Linked DNA regions of Homo sapiens: region 1 is linked to region 2. A link is a loop called in an ENCODE intact Hi-C map of the cell type or tissue named here. Cell type or tissue: Calu3. All regions are shown on one strand. Region 1 overlaps VAV3 (vav guanine nucleotide exchange factor 3). Region 2 overlaps VAV3 (vav guanine nucleotide exchange factor 3).

Region 1 (8,000 bases), 78 kb after region 2:
TAAATGAGCTACCAAAGTCACAGAACTGGCTACTGGCACTCATGAATAACGAACAATGTTCTTACTCTTAAGGGAAAAAAATATAAGAGTTAATGTCTTATTTCTCAAAAATATAGTTCTTGGAGAATGCCAGAGTGACCTGAAGCAAGGTGATATCTGCAATTTGGAAATTGGTGTGTGGGCTTTCAGGACTGTGATGGCCATTAACTATGGCAGGTAGGTGAAATCTGTGATGTCTGGACCAGGAGCCACTATTTCCAGAAGCAGCACAGAAGATCACCGTGGCTTCTGATCCCTCACTCCCTTTCATACTTCTATGGCAAGATCATTTGAGACTTTTTTTTTTTTTTTTGAGACGGAGTCTCACTCTGCCACCAGGCTGGAATGCAGTGGCACGATCTCAGCTCACTGCAACCTCTGCCTCCTGGGTTCAAGCAATTCACCTGCCTCAGCGTCCTGAGTGGCTGGGACTACAGGTGCACACCACCACACCCAGCTAATTTGTATATATATAAATTATGTGCCAGTCCCTGTTCTATGACCTTAGTATATATTAACTCGTTTAAGCCTCATGACAACCCTATGAAGTGGGTCTTATTATTTCCATTTTAAAGAAGTTAAGGTACAGAGGGTTTAAGTGACTTGAGCAAGGTCACAGAGCTGGTAAATAGTGAAGACTGCATTCAAACCTAGGCAGCCTAGCTCTGGAGTTTCTGTATCATTGATTTTCAAAAAGGCATCATAAGCCAAACATGTAAGAGCCAGCAGCTTGTACTGCTGCCTCTGCTCTAATGGATCTGGACACTTAAAATCAAAACAAGACAACAGCATGGCTATGGCCTCGAGAGTCTGGTATCCAGAAGCTGCCTCTATAGGTTTTAGCTCACCTTCTATACCTCTGCTCCAGGAATGTATAGATGGTGGCAAAAATCAGGTGATGCTAATATCTACCATTTATTAGTATGGACAAAGAGCCAGACACTGTGCTAATGTTCCACAATATAGTCTCTCAGTTAATCAATACACAGAAATTCTGGAAGGTGGATGCTAATAACACCCCCAGTAACAAAGGATGGACTAGGGTACACTGCTAAGTAGTGAGAAAAAGCACTGAGCTGTGCAATGCTAACTACAAAACTAATTTTTTAACCACTTATATTGTCTGGCCACCCACACATGCATGTAAGAGCATGCCTGTAATGGGGTAGCAATGCAGGAAATATAATCCAACAATGTCTCCATATGTGCCTAGGAAATGAGATGCAATTTTTACACAAAATAATGTAAATGAATTTATGATAAGGTTTATTGCTATCATTAGTGATGGTTTCGCTGATGATGGTTTATGTTAGGATTATTATACACACACACACACAAACAAATCACAACACAGAAAAACAATCATCCTCTATAAATTATTTAAAATAGCAACATCCTGCTTAAAACCCTGTTTTCTACACAAATCTTAATGAAGACATTAAGGGAAAAGACAGTATAAAAAACAAACAGAAGCAGCATTTATTACATTAGTTTGGGGTCATTTCCTGATATTTTGCTATGATTTTATTTTCTAATCACGTTAAAATCAAAGGCACACTAATGAAAGATCTAAAACTCTATGTGGAATGAGCTTCCTTCCTTGCTTGGAATCGTAGCATCCCAAGGTTGGCAGAGACTTGAGGGGCCATCTGCAGTGTCTGCTTGCCCTTTGCCCAACTGGGCCCTTCCGAGAAGCTCTTTCCCAGGCTCTCCAATCACCTCAGCTGGTCCTCTCTCATCCAGGACCCAGACAGTCATATGATAGCAACCCTGCCTTAAGCCTTCACATCAAGGTCATATTTCTCCTTTCATTTGATATTGACAATTAAGAGTGCTTATCCTTCTTCAATCTGACCAAGATTATTTCTCTTTAGCCTACTTCATCTCACTTCCTCCCTCCATTGAGCATCTGGCATGATCCATAATTGTAGCCAGCCTGGCTAAAAAATAAATCTTCTGATAAAGTGCACTGATTTAATGAATGCATTCCTACAAGACTGCTAAATTAGTTAAAAACATACAATGCTTCTTCTAGTTATGGAAACACATATATGGAAGTTTTATAAGGATTTGGTTTAAAGCTCAGTTTCAGCGTTTATTACTTACATGAATTTGGACACCTGTCACAACTCTCAGTGTAGCTTCCTCATCTGTAAAATGGGCATAATACCTCTCACAGCTTTGTTGTGAAATTAAAAATAAAGCATGTAAAACCTCTAGTACATCAACAAATATCACTCTAACATTCATTCCATGGCTACTTCACCAACATGCTGATTGACATATAAATCATACAAAGATGAATTTGCAGTCATGGAGTACAATGAAATGTGTAGAATAAGAGATTAGCAAACCATCAACTTTTTCCTCATTGTAGTGAGAGAAAGAAACTACAGGCGTGGTCCCAGGAACTATGTTTGGACAGTCTAGAGAGGAGGAAACTAACAATTCTAAAGAAATTTACCATTAAATGAATGTAGGTGTTTCAGTATGAATTTCTAATGTCTAACATTAACTTTAGCTTATATTTTTAGGAGAAACATACAGTTTTGATTGTCACATGTTAAATGGAATTTCACTTTATTTTAGCTTCTAGCTGGCAGTATCTTATTACAGAGGCATGCTGTAACAGTTAGTTCACAAGCTACTTATCTCAACGTGTTTATTTGAATTCTCTTCAACTCTTTCGCGATACGGGTGTGGGGTTCAGGATTTCTAAGGGAGTCAGCGCTGACTATACAGAGAAAAATCCCCAAGGGAGAAAGTCAGGAGCTGCTAAGAAGGTCAAAAAGAACACAGGGGAAAAAAAGAAAAATGAGTTATGCCGGTGTTCTTTAAAATTGAAGACAGAAAAATTCTTGGCTGCACTTTCATTCTATTTCACCTTACAAAAACCTCCTGCTATTCCACTCTGCTCAAAGTCTTCTTTCCAAAGTACTTTGAATTAAAACATGAAGTAATCCTTACTAAGTGTCCATAGGATCTCTTCTTTATCCTTCGCTGTGTAAGTGGGGACAAAAAGAGCTACCCAGTATTGTTGCTGGACACCAGCCTTGTCTGTCTCCTGTTATTTTCAGAAACCTCAAGGCTGCATTTTCACCCATGTCCTCAGAATTTCTTGTTCTTCTTTTGGCTTTTTACAATGCTTCTAGTAGCAGGGGCCATGGAAATAAAGAAATGAAGGAGACAGGGCACATCTAATAAAGACAAGAAAGAAATAAACACATTTTCAAGAATGCCTGAAAATTTCACCATGGATCCATTCCTATCTTTGATACTCGGTAGCTGATGGTTGTAAATAAAGGTAGACTAGAGCCTCCTTTTCTTGCACAACAGGTTTTTTTGTTTTTCCTATTTATGATTGTTTAAATTGGTGTTTCTGTTTTCCAGCATGAGGTTTACATTAGTTTTTTCTTTTTTTTTAGATTGTCATCCCTTTCATCTATTCGTGAGGTGCTGTATTACTCATGAATTTTAAATTGGAAGGCAGAAGAAAAGAGGTAAAGAAATAATTGCAAAGAAAAAGCTGTGTATTTTCCAGTGAATGGTAATAAAAAACTCCTTAGAGGAGAGAGTAACTACATGGCTGACACTAAAATATAATCAATACTACACACTGATCACCCAAATAATGTTACAGTTGAGAATCTGAGATACATGGCAAAATAAAGATGATTTCACAACTTTGCACTTTTCAAAATTATATGACATGATTTTGTATGCCATGGCTAGGTTCAGTTTTCTATCTTGATTAATACATTATATCATTTGTGCCAGTGTATGTGGGTAGGGTGAGTATTTTCATCTCCATTTTACAGATTAGAAAACTGAGGCTTATTAAATTGTCCAAAGATTTGCACAGCAGCTTGGACTGAAAGTCATGTTTTCAAACTTGATGCCCATACTGCTTCCTACCAGTAAGAGTAAGAATTTCCATCACTGCTGGCTCTTTGCCAGCTATTTCGTGCCAAGCAAGCACTGAGCTTGAAGTGCTTTGCCTGTGTTATGACCACACAGAGAGGAGGTAACAAAGCCAAGAATCTGGATCCAGATCTCTCTGATCCATGGGCCCAAACTCTTAACCAACACACTCTACTTCTATACCCTATGCCTGGGCATTCTCAGAGCATGTTAAATTTACATAACATTATCACAAATTAAATAACAGCCAAATTAAAACCTTTGCAAATGAAGATTAAACATATTTTTTTTTTTGCCTTTCAGAAATGTTATTGAAAAAAACTGGCAAGAGACATGAAGTATGTTTGTTCTTGTGCTTCGATGGTGATTAATGAACTCCTTTTGGGAGAGGCAAGATCTGTACTTGGCATTAATATTATAAACTTTTCTCATCCCAGTAGCTTCTCTTTAGGTGGGGAAAGCAGTTACATAAGGCAGCGATTAATGAGATGCCACAAATGTTGACTTAGTCCCAAATAGGGATTTTTTTTCCTCCCTCAAATCTGAGTGCTTCACCCAAATTAATTTTAAGTCACACTACAAATATGAGTAAAGTGCCGACTCGAGTTGAAAATACATCATATGCTCAACCTGAGTCCATATGCTTTTCCCCCAATTTCTTCCTGTTTTGCTAGAAAAAAAAATCCTTGAACAGTTTGAGGTTCCAAGAAGGTGTTGCCATTTCGTTTTCTCAAAATCATTGGCCAGATTCTGTTCTTGGATACTGCTTGAATTTAAATGGAAGATGCATAAAATATTTAAATCTGGGATCCCCAAAGCATGGCATTACAGTTTTTTGAAATGGCAAAGTTTCTTCCTCTGGGAGTGAAAAGCTATAATGTTAGGCCTATAATGGTAGGTGGAGGTAGAGAAATATATGTACACTTTCATGTTTTGTTTATCTAATCATGTTCACGTCCTCTAGACAAACTGAAAGAGTAATTCTTACTCCCAAGAAGGAAAGCTCTGTCCTGAACTGAAGACATCACACGATTTTGTTGGGGCATTTGATATAAGAGGTAGCTATGATCACAACGGTTAATATCTGGACATCCAGAAGCACGTTCTGTGAACAGATCATAAGGGGCAACATGCCAGGCAGGAATCCAAAGTCATTATTCTACCTGCTTACAACCGACTTCTCCAAGAAAGTCTATTTATTAAACACCTAATATTTTCATGATGACATATAAGACTTGCCAAATTAGAACTTGAAAGTGTAGAATCTCCACACTGTTTTTGAAATGAGAACATATCTACTGCATACTTCAAATAAAGTAGAAGTTGAAATTTTCATACTTAGATGAAGAATTACTAAAACTAAAGCTCTTTTAAAATAATAGGTCTAGTCTCACTCCCAGGAGCAGCAGAGTAAATTAAGATGAGGAGGATTTGTAAAATAAAGGGAGACACATATGTACAAAAGGAAATAAGAACAACGGGAGGAGCTACTCTGAACTCAAAAGGCAGAGCCATAGAATATTTTTCTTCCTACTTCTGAAAATCCTTGGGGAAGTTAGGCTTAGTTTGTCATATTTTACCAAAAAAAACAAAACAAAACTGACTATTTCAATATTAAGTATTTATATTTGTTTAAAACGTAATTTCCTATATATACAGAACATGTATTGTGACATGCTTTGCACAAGATAACTTACAATTTTAGCAAGCTATGTGTATAATAAAGCACAAAACAAAAAGTACACAATATAATTGTGGTTGTTATGCAATAACAAAAAAGATAAATTTAGACTGGGTGCAGTGGCTCACACCTGTAATCCCAGCACGCCGCAAGGCCAAGGCGGGAGGATTACATGAGGCCAAGAGTTTGAGACCAGCCTGGTCAACATGGTGAAACACTGCCTCTACTAAAAATACAAAAACTTAGCTAGGCATGGTGGCACACACCTGCAATCTCAGCTACTTGGGTGGCTGAGGTACAAGAATCGGTTGAACCTGGGAGGCAGAGGTTGCAGGGAGCCAAGATCTTGCCACTGCACTCCAGCCTGGGCAACAGAGCAAGACTCTGTCTCAAAAAAAAAAAAAAAAAAAAAAAGATAAATTTAAATTCTGTAAAATCTTGTAATGTAAATCCTGAAAAACATTTTAATGTACATTTGGAATTAGTCACAGAATTAAAATCTATTCCTTAAATAAAAATAAGTTAAATAAGTTATTACTTAAAAATAAGTTAAATGGCCAAATGCTACAAAAATTAAACAATAAAATTATAAGTAGGTGTTTAATAAGTCAGAGGAGGGAAAATTTTCTAAGCATAAAAGCAGTAAAACAGATCATAAATAAAATGTCTGTAACTTTGACTCCTGGTAAATTTAAAACTTTATATAGAAACAAATACACCAGAAAAAAAATATAAAAATATTTTCGATAAATGTAAGATTGATCTCTCTCACACACACACATATATTCTTACAAGTAATTTAGAAAAGCACCAAATCTTGAATAGAAAGAGGGAGTAAGCATAATAGATAATTCTCAGAAAAAAATACACATAGCCAAAAACATTAAAATAATCTATCTCACTAAAAATCAAGGAAGTTCATATTATGGTATCAACTACTATGATATGATAGTAAGATACTATTATTTTCCTATCTAATGACTTATAGTGAAAAGAACAATACAAGGTTGGTGGGCATAAAATAAGACATATTCTCATACCCCAATAATATGTGGGGACATAATTCAATGTAACATTTCTAAAAGGTAAATTTGGCAACATCTACATCCAAAATCTAGGAGTTCATATGCTTTGACCCAGATATTGTACCTCTATGACGCCATTGTTAAATAATAATCAGCCATATGGAAAAGTATGTTCATGCACAGATGTTCCTCAAAGCATTTATAAAAATAAAAATTAGAAAGACTAATGTTCAACAATAAATTATACTAAAACCCACTTCCTTTTTTCTGAAGAGTATTTAATGACTCAAGATTCAAGTGCGGCTAGGGTGATCTTTTCAACCAGTCCTAGCTGCCCATGTCACTCCTCTGGATAAAACCTTTCCAAAGGCTCAATCTGTTCATCAGAATAAAGTCCAATTCCTTGATGTGCATCAACCAAGATCCTGCCTTGGTTTTCCTTCCATTCTCTTTGTGAATGGCTCTCCTGCTCCAACCCTAACCATCCTGTGCCTTCTCCAACTCAGGGCCTTTCTTGGAGCTGTTCCCTCTGCCTGCAACCCTCTTCTCTCCATTTAGATGCTGTTGATCCCTGCTCATATCCTGGATTCCAGGTTAGACATCATTTCCTGATGCTCACATATCTAAAGTCTATGCCTCTTTTAAGTATACCCTCTGTATCTCCCTGATCTCAAATCTTCACCATTACCTTTGCTCCAGGACATAGGGAGTTGTGTGAGGGAAAACACATCTTGTTCATTCTTGTACACTTAACACCAAGTCAGTATACTTGTCAAAGAGTTGAAAGAACAAATGAATCAACAAATTCGCTCAATGAAACAAAATTAAGTGATAAAAGGAGAATACCAAACTGGAAACATAGGCATTTAATAAACATGTGGCTGCACATAAAAAATAAACATATGAGGAAAAAAGTGTGTAACAAAAGTATACAGGGTGATTAGCTGAGTGAGAGGATTATAGGTAATTTGTCCAGAGAACTTTTTCTACACTTCCTTATATTTTCCGAATATTTTAAGATAAACTTTACAAAATGCAAAACTCTAGCAAAAGAAGCTCAAGTGTCATTTTTTAAAAAGTGTATGCTGCCTCATTTTTAAATAATACTTGGACAACAAATATCTATTGTATTTCTGTCACTACTGCAGTTATCCAAAAGCCAACACTGCAAAATAATCTGAAGGTAGTTTTTCAGAACTGCATGATATTTAAAAACTATATATTGATTCAAATAGTTAACTCCTTAAAATAGCTTTTAAAAAATTCAACTGCATTCAAGTTTAATATTTAGACTGGCAGAAATTATTCTTTCCATTTCCAAACTGTTAAGCAGA
Region 2 (8,000 bases):
ATCTGTAGAATTTACACCTGCAAGCCATATTCTGAAGGGATCCTGGATACTGGTTGCTAACTTTTAAAGCCATCAGGCTCAGAATAAAAATGCTTTAGAGTAGCTGGTAAAGATCCTGAAGTAACTAAATAAAAAAGGGAAGCCCAGCATCACTTACTAATGAAGATGTGCAATTGCAGTTGATCAGTTGTTCAAGAACTGTAAATTATGTGGACATCATAAATGAAGAGAGAAGAATATAAAAATGTCAGCAATATGTTATAACTAACTTAGTCCATAGAATAGTGTGTATACCGGAATAGTGTGTATCCAGGAAATAGAAGTAGGAAACCAAAGTATCAGGGAAAAGGAGAAGGACTTTATAAATATACTTAAAATTGTCAAATGAGGCTAATGTAACACTTCACACTGGGTACCAGTATTGGAAGTGGTAGCAGGAGCAGCAGTAGTAATAGCAGGAGCAAAACACATAGCACTTCCCACATGTGAGATGCTATTCTCAGTATTTCACACCTACTAACTCTTTTAAGCCTCCTAACATGAGCATTAAACACTATGAGACAGTGTTGCATGATGAAATAAACTGGGGAAAACTCTAGATAAACTGTCACTTTCCTAGAAGGGAATACATCATACTAGCAGCATTTCTTATATATCTGTTTGACAAAAGAAATCTTTTCATGGTACTTCTCACAGGGCTAGAGATTCCTGGAATACTCCATTGGAGATATTGATCTGATATTTGTAAAAGGGGTTTGAAAAGTAAGAGTGTCCTGTTAATCATCAAATTATTGAATTTCAGAATTCTTAGGTTCTCTTATTCCATATAAAATATTTAATACAATGTTTCAGACAAATGGTCATTCAAGTATTGTTTAGGAGCCTGCATTGGCTAGAAGTGCAGTCTCTCAGAAAGATAAGGCATTTCACCATGGAAAGGCAATACAATTCATTGAAAACACTTTTTTTTTGTATTAAAGTAGTGTTTTTCTTGTATAAATCTCATTCACTGACTGCCTGACTGCTGTAATAATGTAAAGTCCTCTTATAACTCCAAGTTACAAAATGACAAAAAGAAAAATTAGAATAAGGATGGAAAATTTTAGAGAAAAGTTTAAAATTAATACAGTGGAACTGCAGTGGGTCGAATGGTGGCCCTTCAAAAAGATATGCCCACCCAGGACCTGTGAACCTGTGAATGTGACTTTATTTGAAACAGGGGTCTTTGCAGATGTAATTCAGTTAAGGATCTCATAATGAGATCAAGCTGTATTTGGGTGGGCCCTAAATCCAATGACAGGTGTCCATAAGAGAAAAGAAGGGACAATGATACACACAGAAGGTGACGTGAAGACCAGCAGAGACTGGAGCGGTGCATCTATAAACCAAGCCATGCCAAGGATTGCCAGTAGAAACTGGGAGAGGGGCATGGGAGGGATTCTCCCTCAGAGCCTCCAGGAAGAATTAGCCCTGCTAACACTTTGGTTTTCAACTTCTGGCCTCCAGAAGGGTGAGAGAGTAAACTTCTGTTGTTTTAAGCCACTTGGTTCGTGATAATTTTATAGCAGTACTAGGAAACCAATATAATGAGATTAAAACAAATATTTAAATTACCAGAATAAAATTAGATCATATCAAACCCAATTGCAAAATGACCGAGGAAAAGATGACAAAAAAACTGAGGATACAATAAAATCAGAAAATAAAGGCAGGTGAATATGGGAATGCTGAATTAAAAGGGCAAGGGAGAAACTAAGTTAAGTGGATGGTTAGGAACCTGTACGAAGGAGATAATAAATATTGTCTCTATTCTATTGTAATATAACTAATAAATAGTAGTTAAGGAATTATTAGGATGTTTAAGGAATTATCAGGAATAAGAATGCTACTTTATGTTCTACTGAGTTAAATAAATACGACACAAATTATCCAAGTTTCTGTTTCTACCCAAAATACTGACTAAAAATGAAGGATAAGCATGTTGTTGGATGGTGAATAGAATAATGGGGACAGTGGGTGACAGGAAAGAGACCACACCCAGGGAGAGACAGCCTAGGCTCTGTTCTGGCTTCTACTTCTTCCTGCAAGGTCAAACTTATGGCTCCAATGACAAAAGTAGCCTTTGTCAATCTTTGAAGAATTGCTACACTATTTGTCACCACACTGAAAGGAACATGCTGATCTACACTTTGTTTTCAAACTCACCCATATTCCCATGCTTTTCCAGTTTCAACTTAGCACTCTAATATCTGCTGTGTCTCCTGTGAACCTTAGACTCTGACTTCTCTTATTTAGCCCCTTCTGAGGCTATTTCATGCAAGGCATGTGCAAAAGTACAATTGAGAATGACAAGCAAAGGGTCCTGGCTTCTAGGGCTCCAGCAAACAATGCACCAGAAGAAATTAAGCCTATATACAAATGCCTATAATTCTCACATCACTATATTCTATGTGAACTATGAAATGGAGTATTAATGATTCATAAAATTCTACCTTCAATCCAGACCACTCTCCTCAGTGCCAGCTGCATCCTGAACCATTGAATATCCGCAGGTACCTAAACACTGTGCAAAACTGAATATATTCTCTTTTCTCTTAAATCTGTTCTATCTCTTCTGTTTCCTGGATTGTTAATGGTTTTATCACTTGCCAGTTGTCCAAAGCAAATACTTATGTACCATACTTGTACTAATTTGATTTCAAATCCTTTATCCAATCAACTCAACCTCTAAGATATACGCAAACCTGCCACTATCCTTCTCTGCTGTCACTATGCAACTCATGTTCAAAGCATGCTTATCCCTCTCACGGACATCTGCAATAGCCTCCTAACTCATCTTCCCTCTGTGCATGCCTCCCTCTAGGCCACTCCTCAGGAACAGTCAGTGGTCTTTTAAGACAATGTAAATTAGTTCATGCCATTTTCTGTCTGTAAAACTTCAATACTTTCCTAGTGCAAATATCAGAATCCACTTACTATACTCACAACACATTGGTCCTTTTTCAGTTCCTTAAAAATATGAAGTTCTCTAATGCTTATGAACCTTCACACAAACGACCTCTTTGCTATGCAGGTTCCCTATTGGCCACCACCCCACACCCTGTCAGCTCTTGTAGATCCTTTAAGTTTAGCCTGACTGTCACTTCTTCAAAAAGCCCTTCTCTGACCCTGAAGGCTAAATGGCCCTGCTCCCATTTCCTTGCACTTATGCTTCAGCTTCATAAGGATTATCAAAATTTGTGATTATTGAAGGTGTTTGTTTTTGTCTGTTCTTGTTCACCAGATTGTGTATCTTATTCACTATTATAATTCAAGTATCTAGCACAAGGCCTAGCACATACTAAGTACTGAAAATATTTTCAGGATAAAGGGATGAATGAATGAATGAATGAATAAATGAATGAATGAATGAATGAAGCAAATCCAATGAGGTCACAGGTAAGGAACGGATGGCTTCAAATATGATCTGTTCAGTACATGCTAGTGTTCCACACGTCCTGAAATCAATGGACCAGACGCTTCTATGTCTGAAGCAGGCAAAAGAAGGACACTGTCACTACCTCCCAATTCTTCAGATATAGCCAGCAAATGGGATCATCTCCACAACTGAAAACTTCTATTCTGAAATATTTCAGACTTAAAGTAGCAAGGAGAGCAAAAGGAATTCCCACATATTTTTCATTCAGACTCCCCAAATGTTAACATTTTATGATGTTTGCTTTATCAATCTATGTATTTTTCCTGAGCCACTTGAGAATAAATTGCAGACATAATGCCCCTTATTGCTAAATACTCAGCACACGTTCCTGAAAAACAAAGGTATTCTCTTCTCTTATATAACCACAGTACAATTATCAAAAGCAGAAAATTGCATTGATGCGGTACTATTTTTTAATCAAGAGAATTTATTCAAAATTTGCCAATTGTATCACATCTTTTATAGCAACATATATACACACATATTTTATAACATATACAAAATATGTTACTATACACACACACATATATATACATACGTGTGTGTGTGTGTGTGTGTGTATGTATCTTCCCAACCCCTGTTCTAGGATTCAATCCAAGACCACATGTTATATGTAGTTGTCACATCTCTTGGTCTCCTTTAATCTGAAACAGTTCCTCAGACTTTTTCTTTAATGACACTGAAGGTTTTAGAGTATAGACCAATTATTTTGCAGAATGTCTTTTAGTTTGGGATTGTCTGATGTTTCCTCATGATTAGATTCCACTTATGCTTTTTGGGGACAATAATACCACCAAAGTGTTGGTTTGTCCTGCTTGGAGCATTATATTAGGAGGTACATGATATTTATTTGTCCCATTATTAGGGATGTTAACTTCAATCACTTGGTTATTACTATTACCCTTTTGTAATTAATAAGTTCTTACAGAAGATACTTGGATATTATATAAATATAGTGATAGCCATTTAAAAAAATTACCCAACTCTACTCTGTGGCCCAACTAATTCTCTACAAATAAAAACTTGGCAAAATATTTAAGGTCTGCTTATGGGTCACAAAATAGCTAAACATACAACTTTTCCTAATGCACCAATCTGTTAACATTACCTTACCTGCTTCTCTCATGCAAACAAAGGAAAAAACCTAAGATGCTATTTTTAAAAGAACATTATAAAATCTCTAATTTCATTCCTCATTCATCAGATGAGAAAGCTAAGGTCCAGACAGGCTAAGTGACTCGCCTAAGGTCAGACAGCTACTCTGGCAGACCTCAAAATAATTATGTGTTCATTGTAGAGCAAGAAATGCAAAAGTCAATTTAATGCCCTTCAAATATACAAGCCCTACAGGTAAACCTAAAGCAATCTAAGGCAGGTTTGAGATGACCATTTTGGAAAATAATGGGATTTTTACAAAGATCCATAGAACATCTTTCATGGAGTCACTGAAGTTTCTAGAGGAAGCCCAAGAGCTCCCTGCTATGCCTGAGTTCTCTCTTTGTTCTTTTTCTTTCTCTCTTTTCTTCTCCCTTAGAAATGCTCTTAAGTCATTCCAAAGACAAAGATAAAATCCCATCACTCTGGGAGAGAGGCTGAGAGACAGCCTACAATGGGCCCCTAACTTTAAAATGTTATGCTCCTTGCCCAATACTTTGGACACTTGCTTAATTCTAATCAATATCTTTTTAGATGTTACTTTGAATTTGCATAAGATAGTCCTGTCATAATCTTATCACATTGTACATACTTGAAAAAATAATTGGTAAACATTCTACGAACATTCTAACCTAGAGTAGCCCAAAAGTAAGTGGCCACTACAGTGCCCTGGGGCTTTCTTTTCCAAGGTGACTAGATTATTTAAAAATAATAACAATAATAAACAGCAGGTTTCAGGAGTTGAAGTTCTATTCTCAACCTCTACTCAGAACACAGAATGGTTCCAAGCTTTACCTTGCCTGCTCTGTATCCTCCAAGGACTTTTAGAAGTAATGGAGATGCCATTTCTGTCCAACCCAGTATCCCAAGGTAATAATGCTTGGCAAATGTTATTTTTAGATGATAGCAGCATACCTAAAGCTATGAACCAAAGGTAAGCAATATGAAGACATCTTGCACAATCTTTCTATACAAACATGCAGCATTTCCTCCTTACCACTTCCTGGGATGTATAAAATGCATAAAAATAGAAGCAGTCTTTCTTTAAGGGTGAGCTTTTATCAAGACTTGGTATAAAAATAAGCAAGTTATATTTAAAAAATCATAAAGGCAAAGATGTACATTGCTATGAGTCATAATTAGTAAATGTATTCAAGCCTTAGAAATATAGGAAAGTACTGTGTTAGAATAAGAGTTAGAAGTAGCAGCAGTAGTAGAGGAAGTAGAAGTTGTAGAGTCAGCAGTAACTTTTACTGTTTACCATGTAAGAGCACTATGCTAAGTGCTTTATATAGAACACCTCATTTAGTCCTCAGAACCATCTTAGTCTTCCTCTAACTTTATACAAAGTTAGTATAAAGTAAATAAAACACTGGAATGGTATCACAAATTTGATCTAAGATTGTAATCCTTCTTTGCAGTAACGAATGACTAATCTTGGAGTGTTAACCACTGTGCAATCATTACCAACCTACACCCCTTCTCTCCTTTTGAGTTGCTTTACGAGGGAGATCTTACCTGACCACTCTATATAAAAATATGAAACTCCTCCAAACCAGACTTGCCTGAGTTTCCCCATTGAAATGTAAACTCCATAAAGGCAGGAACTTTGTCTTCTTAATTGCTATATCCCAGAACCAGAACAGTGCCTTGTATGTGTTAGGTGTTTAATATATATCTGTTTAACGAATGAATGAATAATTGATGAACAAAACCAAACGATAACAAATATAAAATTTTCAATGAATTGTTTGCTTTCCCTTCACAATTACAAAAAAAAAGTTTTAGTGGCTTGATTCAAGTTGTCAGAATCTCTTAAAAAGACTGGATAGGGAAGTTTGAACTCATGAGTTTATTTGCTGAAAAATTTATCTGGGGCTAGCATGGATATTCAAAGACATTCTACTGGCTATGCTTTTTTTTAAGAAAAAGTCCTGTAATTCCCTTCTTAGTTGTCAAACAAGTTGAGCATTAAATACTTCATTAAACATGAGACATAATTTTAAGTTAGACAACTTCATTCATTGCCGGGCTACATTCTCTGAGTACCTCCATGTACTAAACACTAAGGAATTGGCTGGGAGTGAACCACAGAGTGAAATATGAGGGTTAGTGACCTTCCTACCTAATATGGGACATCTGTTCTCCCTGTCTGCCCCACTTCTCCCTCCTAGGCTCTCTAGAGCTAAGTGAACAACTCAAACAGGATTTTTCATCTAACTGACCTCCCTGGCAACTTTTATTATCTCTTGCTGCTGGGAAGGCAAAGAAACAGAGCTTCGAAAATTACATGTTTCATGCTGGGGGAAATGTCATAGCTTCAACAGAGTTTTAAGATATTGGTAGGAAAATTGTTTTTTTGGAGAAAACTTCCATTTTTGAATGAGCAAAAATTATGCCTATTTGAGAATCTAAAATAATCAGGTAATCTTGGGCTAAAAAATAACACCATAAAATCTAATAGGTGTTTAAAGTTTTAACATAAAGTTCGCTCTACTTTCATTGCACGAGCTTAGGCATACATCATTGATCACTGTGAGGAAAACATATATTAAGTTACTTAAATAAAAAATATGTCAGTTGATGTGACAGATTGTTTGTTTACTTGAATTGAAATGTATAAAACTTCACTGATGTTGTTGAAACCCAGAGCATTACCTGTTCCCCTTTCAGTTTCTGCTTTCAAGGAAAAATATAAAGTTATATTAAACCGACGCAAATTCTGTTTTCAAATACCTCTAGATATCCCAGTGTTGCTTAGGCTAAAGATTCTAAGAGTAATGAAATTGTATTCACTTCTTCCCCAAAACACTTATTTAAAAAAAATAAAGTGATATCAGATTAAGAAAATAAAATCACACCTTCTTGATGACATTTTTCAATTTTTTTGTTACATGCTCTATCTCCAGGAAGATTATGTAACATTAAACGATGAGAGAAAAGGTTTTCGACTTAGACTCACAGTCCAACCATAACATGCTTTTGTTTGCATGCTAATCTTTTGTGATTAGTTGTAGCACACAGCTCATTCTGAAAGAAAGTGGCCAATGTATGGTTTTAGAAATACTAGCATCCAAAAAAACACATTAGTAATGTCAAAATTCTTAAAGTAGTCATTGAAATAGACCATAAGCAGATTTGAGATACTAGGCTAACTGGAGAGCTGTGTACCAGCCCTGCTTAAATACTATTACTCAAACAGAATTATGACCTCACACATTACATGTAAGTTAAAAAGAGTTTAGTTAATATAAAAGTCAATGAAAAGTATGAAATGTAAATATTAGCATATCTTTTACGTTTCTGCTGGATTTTTGGACATAAACATAATTTTTAATTTGCCATAAAGATCTATAATTAGACATGT

What was found. Hi-C counts contacts between places; a loop is a spot of excess contacts. Peaks named below come from ENCODE experiments on the same cell type or tissue, not always from the same donor. Only the 100,000 strongest peaks of a DNase experiment are listed, where the experiment ranks them.
Region 1: it touches region 2 in a loop (2.9-fold over the local background); 2 of 110 quality-filtered maps call a loop at or near these places.

Annotation. Positions count from the first base shown.
Region 1 is chr1:107,666,237-107,674,236 of GRCh38, forward strand. All of the region lies in intron 19 of VAV3 (vav guanine nucleotide exchange factor 3), which reads right to left. Among named protein-coding and RNA genes, the nearest start is that of MIR7852, 230 kb to the right of the region's middle. In Calu3, no CTCF peak of the experiment used is centred here; a DNase peak (open chromatin) is centred at 3,995.
Region 2 is chr1:107,588,041-107,596,040 of GRCh38, forward strand. The region is part of intron 25 of VAV3 (vav guanine nucleotide exchange factor 3); the gene reads right to left. Among named protein-coding and RNA genes, the nearest start is that of MIR7852, 310 kb to the right of the region's middle. In Calu3, no CTCF peak of the experiment used is centred here; no DNase peak of the experiment used is centred here.